Regions from separate parts of the Homo sapiens genome. Here region 2 is linked to region 1. Evidence: chromatin loops called from intact Hi-C (ENCODE). Cell type or tissue: IMR-90. All regions are shown on one strand. Links, peaks and the distances in the headings refer to the core of each region. The heading gives the core; the rest is flanking DNA.

The links. Hi-C counts contacts between places; a loop is a spot of excess contacts. Peaks named below come from ENCODE experiments on the same cell type or tissue, not always from the same donor. Only the 100,000 strongest peaks of a DNase experiment are listed, where the experiment ranks them.
Region 2: a loop joins it to region 1, with 2.3 times the contacts of the local background. A loop is called at or near these places in 2 of 110 quality-filtered maps.

What each region holds. Positions count from the first base shown.
Region 1 is chr17:30,583,321-30,589,977 of GRCh38, reverse strand. It overlaps LOC124903978 (a long non-coding RNA gene), which reads left to right. Exons shown (of 2, transcript XR_007065708.1): 2 at 693-1,042. It also overlaps the pseudogene SMURF2P1-LRRC37BP1. Among named protein-coding and RNA genes, the nearest start is that of GOSR1, 110 kb to the right of the region's middle. In IMR-90, for the core only: no CTCF peak of the experiment used is centred there; a DNase peak (open chromatin) is centred at 2,957.
Region 2 is chr17:30,527,702-30,534,358 of GRCh38, reverse strand. It overlaps the pseudogene ALOX12P1. Among named protein-coding and RNA genes, the nearest start is that of GOSR1, 54 kb to the right of the region's middle. In IMR-90, for the core only: no CTCF peak of the experiment used is centred there; a DNase peak (open chromatin) is centred at 3,508.

The DNA.
Region 1 (6,657 bases), core at 797-5,796:
ATTCAATTAGATGAGGCTGAATATTTGAAAAAAGAAACAATAAAAATACAAATAGAAAGTACAATATAACAACTGTCACCATTGTACAATATCTATACATTTTATTAGTGATGACTTAAAGTACATGGGACCAGGCACGGTGGCTCACACTTGTAATCCCAACACTTTGGGAGGCCAACCTGGGCAGCATAGTGAGATCTTGTCTTTACTAAAAATAAAAATGAAAAATTAGCCAGTGTGGTGGTATGCACCTGTAGTCCCAGCTACTCAAGAGGCTGAGGTGGGCAGATCACTGGAGCCCAGGAGGTTGAGGCTGCAGTGAGCTGTGATTGTGACATTGCACTCCAGCCTGAGCAACAGAGGGTGATCCTGTCTCTAAGTAAGTAAATAAAGTATATGGGGGGATGTGTGTTAGTTATGTGCAAATACTGCACCATTATATGTAAGGGATTGAGCATCCAGATTCTGGTATGCTGTGGAAGCAGTATCCTAGAACCAGTCCCCCGCAAGGTAGCAAGGATGACTGAACTGTGGAAGAATCAAAGCACTGTTAAACAGCATATAATTCCTGTCTTCAAAAAAGTTATCTCTTCGGGTAGATGAGACTTATAATGAATAAAAGGAATGAATACAGATTTGGAGCTAATGGTTGTTGTGATGCAGAATCTTAATTGCGTTTTCTTCCAAAACAGATTCATTCTCATAGAAGGGCATCAGAGGAAGATAAAGAAGGATCCTCAATGTCAGACATCTGAGCCCAAGCTAAGCCATCATAATCCCTGTGACGTGCACATATACATGCCCCACTCCAACTAATCAATCGACCTTGTGACATTCCTCCCCTGGACAATGAATCTCATGATCTCCCAACCCTGCACCTTGTGACCCCTCCCCTGCCCACAAGAGATAACCACCTTTAAGTGTAATTTTCCACTACCTACCCAAATCCTATAAAGCTGCCCCACCCCTATCTCCCTTTGCTGACTCTTTGTGGACTCAGCCCACTTGCACCCAAGTGAAATAAACAGCCTTGTTGCTCTCACAAAGCCTGTTGGTAGACTCTCTTCACGTGGACGCACATAACAGTTGGGAGTTGGAGACCAGCCTGACCAACGCGGTGAAACCCTGTCTCTACTAAAAATTCAAAATTAGCTGGGCGTGGTAGTGCAGGCCTGTCATCCCAGCTACTTGGGAGGCTGAGGCAGGAGAATTGCTTGAACCCAGGAGGCAGAGGTTGCAGTGAGCTGAGATCGCACCATTGCACTCCAGCCTGGGCAACAGAGCAAAACCTTGTCTCAAAAAAAAAAAAAAAAAAAAAAGAAAGAAATTGGTAATCAAGATATCCTCCACAACCCTCAAATTCTCTGGTCCTGATAATTCCATAGGTAAGTTTCACCAAACTTGGAAGGAATAAAACCTCATGTCTTGTGCAAGTTGTTCCAGAAAATAAAAATAGAAAGTTACCCAAATCATTCTGTGGAGCAGGTATAAATGATTCTAAAGTCATATAAAACAGTAAAAGAAAATAAAATTAGGCTCATTTTACTTATCAACAAAGATGGTAAAATTCTAAATAAAATGTTAGTAAATCAAATAGAAAAGAGGACAAAAGTCAGGCCCATCAAAATAATTTGACATTAGAAAATTAATCAATATAAAAGCAAAACATACAGTTATCTCAGTAAATGCAGAAAAGGCATTTGGCAAAGGTAAACAGCTATTTATGGTTAAAAAAAACTATCAGAAAGTTAGGAACAGAATACCCTTAACTTGACATCTACTAAAAACCTACAGAAAGACATTATGGTTAGCTGAGAAATTTCAGACTCATTTTGCTTTGAATTGGGGAAAAAAGGCAAAGATAGCCATTGTCAAAGCTACATTTAATTGTAGTATTGGAAGTCTTTGCCATCATTATAAGGCAAGAAAAATAAATTAGAGTTATAAGGTTTATTAGGGAAGCAAAAAATTTATGAATCAGAAAGTTCACCAACATTGCTGTGTAAATGATCACTTAAAAAATTAATAGCCAGGCATGGTGGCTCATGCCTGTAATCCCAGCACTTTGGGAGGCTGAGGTGGGCAGATCACAAGGTCCAGAGATCGAGACCATCCTGGCCAACATGGTGAAACCCCGTCTCTACTAAAAATACAAAAATTAGCTGGGCGTGGTGGCACATGCCTGTAGTCCCAACTACTTGGGAGGCTGAGGCAGGAGAAGCGCTTGAACCTGGGAGGCAGAGGTTGCAATGAGCTGAGATTGTGCCACTGCACTCCAGCCTGGGCAACAGAGCGAGACTCCATCTAAAAAAAAACAAAAAAAATTAATAGTCAGGGGTCTCTAGAGAAACAGTCACTAGGGTGCATTCATTCATTCATTCATAAGGAATAAAAAAGGATTATTAGAAGGAATTGGCTTATGCAATTATGGAGGCTGGCAAATCCAAATCAGCCCAAGTCTGAATCAATGTCTCAGTTTAAGTGTGAAGTCAGGAAGCTACTGTAGAACCAGGAAGAGCCAATGACTCATTTCAAAGGCCAAGGCCATCAGGCAGGAGAATTCTCCTACTTGGGGGATGGTGAGCCTTTTGTTCTGATCAGGCCTTCAACTTATTGGATGAGGCCCACCCACATTATGGAGGGCAATCTGCTTGACTCAGTTTACCAATTTAAATGTTACGCTCACCCAAAAACACCCTCACAGAAACACCCAGAATAATGTGTGACCAAATACCTGGGCACCCCATGGCCCAGTCAAATTGACACATAAATCTAACCAATACAATGTTCCTCCTCACTAAGGTAAAATATTAAAAACTATCCCCAGTGAATCATGCCTCTCCGGATCCACCCCTTTGCAATGTGCCTTTGCTCTCCTGCCCACCACCAGGCCCTCAAACATGTGAATGAAGCCATCTTGAAGCCTCTAAGACAGTCCAGTCACCCCACTGATGTCATGTGAAGCACTTTCTGCAGAGAGCTGCCTGAAACTCTGACCCCCCAGAATCATGAGTAATAACATGGTTGTGGTTTTTTTTTTGAGATGGAGTCTTGCTCTGTCTGTAGCCCAGGCTGGAGTGTAGTGGCCTAATCTTGGCTCACTGCAACCTTCACCTTCGTTCAAGCGATTCTCCTGCCTCAGCCTCCCGAGCAGCTGGGATTACAGGTGCCCACCACCACGCCTGGCTCATTTTTTTGTATTTTTAGTAGAGATGGGATTTCACCATGTTGGCCAGGGTGTTCTCGAACTCCTGACCTCAGGTGATCTGCCCACCTTGGCCTCCCAAAGTGCTGGGATTACAGCTGTGAGCCACTGTGCCTGGCCTGGTTGTGTTTATTCACTGAGTTTAGGGAGTGGTTTATTATGCAGCCATACATAAATGATGTAACTGATACTACTGATTCAATAAGTAATGAGAAAATGTGAATTAAGATATGACACAATAGCACCAGAAATTATTGTGTATCCTGGAATTAACCTAACACAAATGCACAAAATCTTTATGAGGAAAAATATAAAACTCTTTCAAAGGATGCTTTAAAAGACTCAGATAAAAGACATGCCTTTTTTTTTTTTTGAGACGGGGTCTCACTCCATCTCCCAAGCTGGAATACAAGTGGCGTGATCTCTGCTCACTGCAACCTCTGCCCCCAGGCTTAAGAGATCCTCCCACCTCAGGCTCCCAAGTAGCAGGGACCACAGGTGTACACGACCACACAAGGCTAATTTTTTTGTACTTTTGGCAGTGATGGGGTTTTGCCATGTTGCCCAGGCTGGTCTTGAACCTCCTGGGCTCAAGTGATCTGCCCACCTCGGCCTTCCAAAGTGCTGGGATTACGAGCCTGCGCAACAGCCTGGGTGACACAGTGAGATTCCATCTCCAAAAAAAAAAAAAAAAAAAAAAAAAAAAAAATTAGCTGGGCGTGGTGGCCTGTGCCTGTAGTTCCAGCTACTCGGGACGCTTAGGCAGGAGAATCGCTTGAACCCAGGCGGCACAGCTTGCAGTGAGCTAAGATCGCACCACTGCACTCCAGCCTGGGCGACAGAGCAAGACTACGTCTCAAAAAAAAGAAAAAAAAACCCCTGATAATAAAGAAGCCAAATGTTCAACTCTCAAAGATGGGAGACCTCAAAGAAATAATTAATAAAGGCAGAAGTGAAAGGGAAGATGTTTGACCTGGTCAATAAAGCAGTTTTTTTTTGGTCTTTTTTGAGATGGAGTCTTGCTCTGTCGCCCAGGCTGGAGTGCAGTGATGCGATCTCGGCTCACTGCAACCTCTGCCTCCCGGGTTCAAGCGATTCGCCTGCCTCAGCCTCCTGAGTAGCTGGTACTACAGGTGCGTGCCACCAGGCCCAGCTAATTTTTGTACTTTTATTAGAGACAGGGTTTCACCATATTGGTCAGGCTGGTCTCAAACTCCTGATCTCAGGTGATCCGCCCACCTTGGCCTCCCAAAGTGCTGGGATTACAGGAAGGCACCACCGCGCCTGGCCTAAAGCAAAATATTGGTTCTGTGCAAAAGGTCAATAAAAAGAGCAAAAGTTTACAAGCTGGAGCCTGCACCCATTCAGCTCAGTGTGTCTGGAGAAAAAACAATCTCGCTTCAAAATTCATGATCACGCAGCCCTTTTTGCTTCCTAAGAATCCTACTATGTTGCTGTTGACCATTCTCCTTCTTTCTCTCTGTCTTGCTTTCTCTCCAGAAAAGCTATTCAGACTCTCTCCTCTTTCCTCAAACCTCCAACACTTTCTCCTTCATCCTTAGCCTCAGCTGCTGACCTCACTTCTGATCACTGAGAAACCAGGAGAAGCATTTAAGAGTGAACTTCCACCTCCCCACACAGGCAAAACCACCCACCTCCCTATGTTTGTGTCCCAATTCTGTGTCCTCTCCTCTCACCATGGATGGACGGTCCAGGCTCCGAGCCAAAGCCAGGCCTCCCCTGGAGCTCTGGATCCACCACCTGCAGCTTCTCAGGCAGGGCCCCAGCAGCTCCCCTGCTCCCTTGCACCAGCAGTCCCTCCCCTCACTGGGTCACTCCCAACAACAGATAAATTTAGTGACGTTTCTCCCGTGTGGTAAAGTCACTTAGCCTCACTCCTCCCCCAACTACTATCCTATTTGTTTCTTTCCATTCTCTACAAAACTTTTCAAAGCGTTGTGTCTATGTGCTGACTCCATTTGTCTTCTCCCGTTCTCTGCTGAGTCCTTCCCACAGACTCTCACCCCAGTCACTCCACGAAATGACCTCTGCACTGCCACATCCAATGGTCAATGTTCATTTCTTAATTTTATTCAGTCTTTCAGCAGCATTTGACCTGGCCGATCACTCCCTCTTCTTAAAAATACTTTTCTCAGCCAGGCGTGGTGGCTCACACCTGTAATCCCAACACTTTGGGAGGCCAAGGCAGGAGGATCATGAGAGCCCAGGAGTTCAAGATCAGCCTGGGCAACATGACAAGACCCTATCTCTACAAAAACTAAAAAGTAGCCAGTGTGATGGCATGCACCTGTAGTCCCATCTACTCAGGAGGCTGAGGCAGTAGGATCACTTGAGCCTGGGAAATCAAGGCTGCAGTGAGCCATGATTGTACCACTGCACTCCAGCCTGAGTGACAGCGAGACCCTGTCTCAAAAAGACAAAATAGAAAACTTTTCTCAGCACATTCCTCTGATTCTCCCGCTGCTTCTGGCGGCACAGGTTCAGTCTCCTTTGCCGGTTCTTCCTCATCCTCCTGATCTCTTGACCTTGAAGTGCCCCAGAGTACAGTCTTTTTTTTTTTGAGACGCAGTCTTGTCTGTCACCCAAGCTGGAGTGCAATGGCGAGGTCTCAGCTCATGCAACCTCCGCCTCCTGGGTTCAAGCGATTCTCCTGCCTCAGCCTCCCAAGTAGCCGGGACTACAGGCACACGCCACCATGCCCAGCAAATTGTTGTATTTTTTAGTAGAGACAGGGTTTTACTATATTGGCCACGCTGGTCTCAAACTCCTGACCTCGTGAACCACCCACCTTGGCCTCCCAAAGTGCTGGGATTACAGGCATGAGCCACCACGCCCGGCCCAGAGTACAGTCTTTAGATGGCCTTTCTACCTATACTTGCTCCCCTCATAAACTCCTACTGCCTCGTGGCTTTAAATACCACCTGTAGACTGATGACTCCCATATTTCTTTGTTTTTTGGAGACGGAGTCTCACTCAGTCCCCCAGGCTGGAGTGCAGTGGCACGATCTCCTCAACTCACTGCAAGCTCCACCTCCCGGGTTCACACCATTCTCCTGCCTCAGCCTCTCAAGTAGCTGGGACTACAGGCACCCACCACCACGCCTGGCTAATTTTTTTGTATTTTTAGTAGAGATGGGGTTTCACCATGTTAGCCAGGATGGTCTCGATCTCCTGACCTCTTGATCCGCCCATCTCGGCCTGCCAAAGTGCTGGGATTGTAGGTGTGAGCCACCGCACCCAGCCGATGACTCCCATATTTCTATCTCTTGCTGGGTGGGAGTTCTCCTCAGAACTCCATACTCATAAATCCAACTCTCATAAATAGCATCTCAAATGGGCAATATGCTCAAAAGTCAATTCCTACTTTTCTCCCTAAACTTGCTTTCCTGCAGTCTCCACCATCTTAATGTCCAATCTAACCTGGAGGCAAA
Region 2 (6,657 bases), core at 806-5,805, 56 kb after region 1:
ACACAAGTCCTCAAATAGCAGCTGTTATCATTACCTCTATTATTTCCACCTTGAGTACAGCTGCCCTTTAAGAATCAGCCCCTTAACGTTTGATTTTTTATATACCTCCTCCATCATTCACATCCTTATAGCTTAAACTAGCCTCTGCTTATTTTCAAAGCTGTTCCTCCAATCTCTGATCATCTTACTCTTATTGTTTATATTGAAGTGGTGTTGAGTACGGTGGCTTCAGTCAGAATTCATGGAGCAAAGCCAAGCTATTCTCATCAAATCTTCCCTGGCCCCCAGTTAGATACTATTAGGTTTCCTCTTTCCTGCTTTTCTTTGACTCTTAAAAAAGGGGTCCCTGATTCTCGCATTCATTTTTTTATTCTTAACCTATTTGGGGCCAAACATGGTGGCTCACACCTATAATCCCAGTTCTTTGGGAGGCCAGGGCAGAGGATCACTTGAGGCCAGAAGTTCGAGACCAGCCTAGGCAACACAGCAAGCCTCTGTCCCTAATTAAAGTTAAAAATTAGCCAGGTACACAGGTGTAGTGGTGTATGTCTAGACTAAGCTACTCAGGAGACTGAGGCAGGAGGATCTCTTGAGCCCAGGAAGCTGAAGCTGCAGTGAGCTGTGATTGTGCCACTGCACTCCAGCCTACGTGACAGAGCAATACCCTGTCTCTAAAAAAACAAAAAAAGAACTATTTTGTTTTCATTTTCAACTGGTTCATATGCAGGATTTATGCCATTGGTATCTATCTAAGGTCTTTAATGCCGGACACACGGGACCGGCCCAAAGAATACTCTTGAGGCAAAGATATCAAAGCAGCTCACGTTGGCTTGAACCTGGAAAACTCCATGGAAAGATGGTGAATGTCATAGAAAACCCAAAGTCCAGATGAAGTGGGTAGATACCCAGGATAAGCAACTAATAACAACAACATGGAGTGAGTTGGCTGAAGGTAAAAAAAAGAATAAAAAATAATAACAACATACCCAAGGATAAACAACTAACAATAATAACATATTGCTACATAGTAATAGGAAAGACTCACCTATCGCTCCTATTTATCCTGAGTCACACTGCCTGTCCTGTCGTTTAATCCCTTAACAACCTCACAATGGAAATTCTGTTATCTCCATTCAGAGATGAGGACCCTGAAACACACACCTGTTAAGTACTGAGGACTCAGACTCCAACAGTCTGAGTCCAGAGCCTGCACAGGTCACTTTTATGATATTTGTGGGCTTAGCCCTCCTCTGTGTCTTGACAACAACTCAGCTGTTTGCCATAGGAGGAAGTGGTTATGCGAGGGAGATGAGTGAACAGAGGGCTGAACTAGTGAAGGGGGATTCTGAGATGTGAGAGTGGGCTTAACCTATTCAACCTGGGCACCAGGTGGTGAGGCAAAGGCAGCATGAACGCAATCAAGTCTAAGATTCCATAAAGTATATTAATGCCTACCTTATCTATGTTCTCTCAGACCCAGAGGGACCACAACTAGTAATAGCCAGATTTGGGGGTGGAGGTGGTGACCAGCAGCAGAAACACAATCCAGCTGTCCTGCCTGCCAGGCGCTCACTTGCATATCTTGCCAACTCTTCGAACTCCATGCATCTAAAACAGAACACCTCATCTTTGTCCCCGAAACTGCCTCCTTCTCCTGACTTTACTGTTTCTGACCACTGCTCTGGTTCATAAGCTTATATCATTTTGCTCCCTTTTTCTATATATAAAATGTCATAAAGATTTTGAAAACATGTTTAAGCAAGCACAAGTTTTACTTTGCTGCTTTCTGCCTCGCAATAGATAGTAGACTCACTGTTTTGTAAAATGTTAGTATTTCTAGGGAAGTACAACATGCCCCCCGTAGGCTCCTAGGTGTTGAGGAAGCTTACATCTCCATTCCATCTTGGACACAGGCATGCTGCAGCTACTCTTCCCCCATCACCACGTATTTGATTTTTCTCTTCCATCCTCCTGTCACTGCCATGCTAATGTCTTTATCTACCTCTCTCCTTAGTCAGGTATGAGAAACCCGCTGGGCTGCTCGCCTTGCCCTTTGGTCTTCTACCTAAAGACTCCCCACTTGTGGTGGAACATTCTCCATAGATACTATAGTGATTACAGCTATTTCTCTTCATCTCAAACTCTGTTTCTAGATTGTGGTAGTCTGTTTTGCATTGCTATGAGGGATTATCTGAGACGGGAAAATTTACTAAGAAAAGAGGTTTAAGTGGCTCATGGTTCTGCAGACTGTACAGGAAGCATGTTGGCATCGCTTAGCTTCTAGTGAGGCTTCAGGAAGCTTTCAATCATGGTGGAGGGTGAAGGGGGAGCAGAGCAGGCACGTCACATGGAGAGAGGGAGCAGGAGAGCAAGAGCAAGAGCAAGATCTCTTTTAAACAACCAGATCTCGTGTGAATTCAGAGTGAGAACTCACTCATTATCAGGAGGACAGCATGAAGCCATGACCCAAACACCTTCCACCAGGCCCTGCGTCCAACACTGGGGATTACACTTCAACATGAGAAGTGGAGGGAAAACATCCAAACCATATCACAGATACTGTTTTGTTTTTTTCTCATATGTACTGCCTGTCTTTCATGATAAATGATAAATCTCCCAATGCAGATGCAACACTTTTGCTTAATATATTTGTATTCCTACTCTACTCAAGACCCACTACTAGAGAATTTCAGAGAACCACCCTACAGTATGTACTGGATAAATGCTAAGTGACTTGACTTAATGGGATAGATGGGATCTCTTTAGTATTTCTAACAACTGCCTGTGAGTCTATAATTAGCTTACATTAAATTAATTTAGACATTAAAAGTACAATCACAAGGCTGAAGGCCCTGGCTCAATTATCCATCTCCTCTCGCCTCCATTTACAAATTGCCATGAAGATTCTCTGCTGTAATATCATATGGATGTTTGTGAAATTTCAAGCAGCTCTGTTTACATGTTGTCCCAGGTGCCTCAGATTTCTTTAAAACTAGGCAGCTGTTGGGTTGTTGCTTTGGGACACGGAGAGTGGTGGAGCTTGTACCTTGAAGACAGGGCGCAAACGTGGGAGGCACATTATGGTGACAATAGCAATGACTTCAGCTACGAGATGAGTGTTCAGCAAATAGTATCGGAGCTTGTGCAGTTGGAATCGGAGTTTCAGATCCAGGATTTAGCCAGGAGCCAGGCAAGCAAAGGATTTGAGGGCAGGAACAGTATTGGGGTGGGAGAGCTGAAGCTGGGAGGGTGAAGCCAGAAGGAGGAAGAATTAAGCATTTATTCACCTCTCCCCATATGGATGATGCTATGCTGAGTGTTCCGGGGGGAACATATGGCTAATGTAAGATTATTGCCTTCCAGGTAGTATGAAGAATGAAGACCCCTCCACCCTGCCTCTCACTATCTGTGGTGCCCTGTGAATACAATGATAGGTTAAGTGCAGGAGAGAATGGTAGAAGGAAGCCAAGTAAGGCTAACAGTGCTTTGGGAGAAATGTCATGAGGGTCTGAGTCAGGATAGTGGAATGAGAAGGAGAAGCTGGATGTATGAGATAACTGACAATCCCTGTCCACTCACTGTGTGAACAATAGGAGTGAAAAAAAAATCATTAAAACCAAAAGGAGAAAACATGTTTAAGAAAGAGGGAATGTTCAATAGATTCAAAGGTCACAAAGAGGTTGAGTAGCCTCAGGATGAGAACCAAGAGATGCCGTTATGACTCTCAGAAGGTAGTTCCAGGTGAGGAAGGACAAGACAGCAAGCAGTCACTGGGTGGCTGAACACAAGGACTGGACCTGCTGAGTGGGGGTAGCTTTGGGAGCCAAAAGGCAGGAGGCTGGGTCCCTGGGAGCAGAGGTTAAAATGAACAGAGCACAGTGTAGGCAGGGAGGTCCAGGGCCCTCACCTGGATGACCATGGGTAGCAGCTTCCCAGGAGGCTCCATCTTCAGCATGACGAGGGCTGCAGCCTGGTACTGCTTCCCTCTTTGGATCACATTGGCTGGAATTCCATCCAGCGGGATGAAGTCAGCCTGAAACAGGGATCTGTTCTGTGGAAAGGAAGAGTGCGTGGATGGTTAGAGTTCAAAGACTACACCTGGAGGGACAGGGCAAAGGGCAAGTCACTTACATTCAACCTAGCTTCTTGCCATCATCCTCCATCAGTACCAGTGTCCTAGTGGCAGAGCTGAAGGAAGCATCCAGAGCATCAGGTCCAAGTCCTCTCATTTCACGGTGAGGAAAGAGGCCCAATGAGGGGAGTCTTCTCCAGGGACATGCAGCTTTTTTGTGATGAAGGTAGTTTTAGGACCAGTCCTGTCCAATCCATGCATACTAAGCTCTCTTCTTGCCCAAGTGTCCAGGCCTCTTTCTCCTTTACATCCCATTGTCTGCTACCCAGTATGATTGTAACCAGCCTTGTGTTTTTTTCCTTACATATTTTATCATCTCTAGATTTCTCCAGCACAGGACCCTGTACCAAGGTGCAGTGGGTTACTGCAGCCTCCTTTCCTCTGACTCCTATTTGGTCTCTTCCCTTCCCACCTCTCCTTGCCACAGTCAAGGAGAGAACATGAAGGGTTGGAGGAGACACCTGGGGTTCTTTCTCCAAGTATACCTGAAGCTCCTCCATCCCAGAGGCCAGCACCAGCCTGGAGGGCAGACAGGTGGAGCAGTACTGAAACATTAACAGGATTGAAATAAGTGGAGGGAAATATCATGATATGAACCGAAGGAGTCAATACTGTAACGATGTTCATTCTCCTCCAATTGATCTATATATTTAGTATAATACCAATCAAAATCCAGCACGTTTTTCTTGGAAGCTGACAAAGTGATTCTGTAATTTATATAAAAATGCAAAAGACCAAGAATAGCCAAGACAACCTTGAGGAAACAGAACAAATGGGCAGGACCTGTACTACCAGATATCAGGACTTATTGTAAAATTACAGTAATTCAGATAGAGTGGTATTTTCTCAAGGGTAGAAAAACAGACCAATGGAAAAGAATGAAACATCCAGAAAAAGACTCCCACCTAGACAATTGCTTCACTCATGACAAAGCTGGTGCTCCAGTGCAGTGAAGGAAGGATGACCTTGTCAAATGGTGCTGGATCAATTGCATATCCATATGGAAAAATGAATCTTGACCCCTGCCTCAAATCATACATAGTAATTAGTTGCACAATATTTATAGTTCTAAATTGAAAAGCAAAATAATACAGCTTTTAGAAAAAAAAAAAAAGGAGAATATCTTCATGGCATTGGAGGTAGGCAAAGATTCCTTAACAGGATACAAAAACACTAACCACAAAGGAAAAAAATTGATAAATTGAATTACATTAAAATTAAGAACTTCATCAAAACCACCATTAAGAAAGGAGAACAAGGCCAGGCATGGTGGCTCATGCCTGTAATTCCAGCACTTTGGAAAGCCGAGGTGGGCGGGACCAGCCTGACCAACATGGTGAAATACATGAAAATTATTTCACCAACGTGGTGAAATACCAAAAATACAAAAATTAGCCAGGTGTGGTGGCCCGCACCTGTAATTCCAGCTACTTGGGAGGCTGAGGCATGAGAATCGCTTGAACCCAGGAGATGGAGGTTGCAGTGAGCTGAGATCACACCACTGCACTCCAGCCTGGGTGACAGAGCAAGACTCCATCTCAAAAAAAAAGAAAAAGAAAAAAGAAAGTATGGCTGGGTGCAGTGGCTCACACTTGTAATCCTAACACTTTAGGAGGCCGAGGTGGGTGGAGGAGTTCGAGACCAGCCTGAACAACATGGTGAAACCCCATCTCTACTAAAAATACACAAAAATTAGCTGGGCATGGTGGCACATGACTGTAACCCCAGCTACTGGGGAGGCTGAAGCAGGAAAATTGCTTGAATCTGGGAGGTGGAGGTTGCAGGGAGGCAGAGGTTGCAGTGAGCCGAGATCACACCACTGCACTCCAGCCTGGATGATAGAGTGAGACTCCGTCTCAAAAAAAAAAAAAGAGGAAAGAAAATAAACGACAAGTCACAGAATGGGAAGGTATATTTGCAACATATTTATTCAACAAAGGAAAAATTAACTGGAAAAAAACAGTCGGATTAATCAATATGCAAACATCTGAAGGGATATTACATAAAGAAAGATATCCTAACAGCTAGCAAGCATGTAAAAATGCCCAACCTCGTTAGCTATCAGGGAAATGCAAATTCTGACTGGCATCATTAAGTGTTGCTGAAGATGTGAAGGAAATGGAATATTCACACATTACTGGTAGGCACGGGCATTGGCACAATTGCTTTGGAAAAATGTCTGACAACATATCTTAAAACTGAGTATGTGCATCACCTATAATCCAACAATCTTATTCCTAGGTATAAGCAACAGAAAAGTGTACATGTGTGTCCCAAAACCCATGTTCGAGAATGTCCAGAGCAGCACAATTTGTAATAGTTCCAAACTAAAAATAAAAGCTATCGGTCTAGAATGGAATGACTAAATAGAATGTGTGTACTTATAGAGCGTGGTTCTCCACCTCTGGCATGCATCAGAACCGCTTGGAGGCTGGTTAAACTGATTGCTGGGTTCCACCTGTCTATCTACACAGAACCGACCTTATATTTCCCCGCTCAGCTGCCTTTATCAAAATTAAGGATGT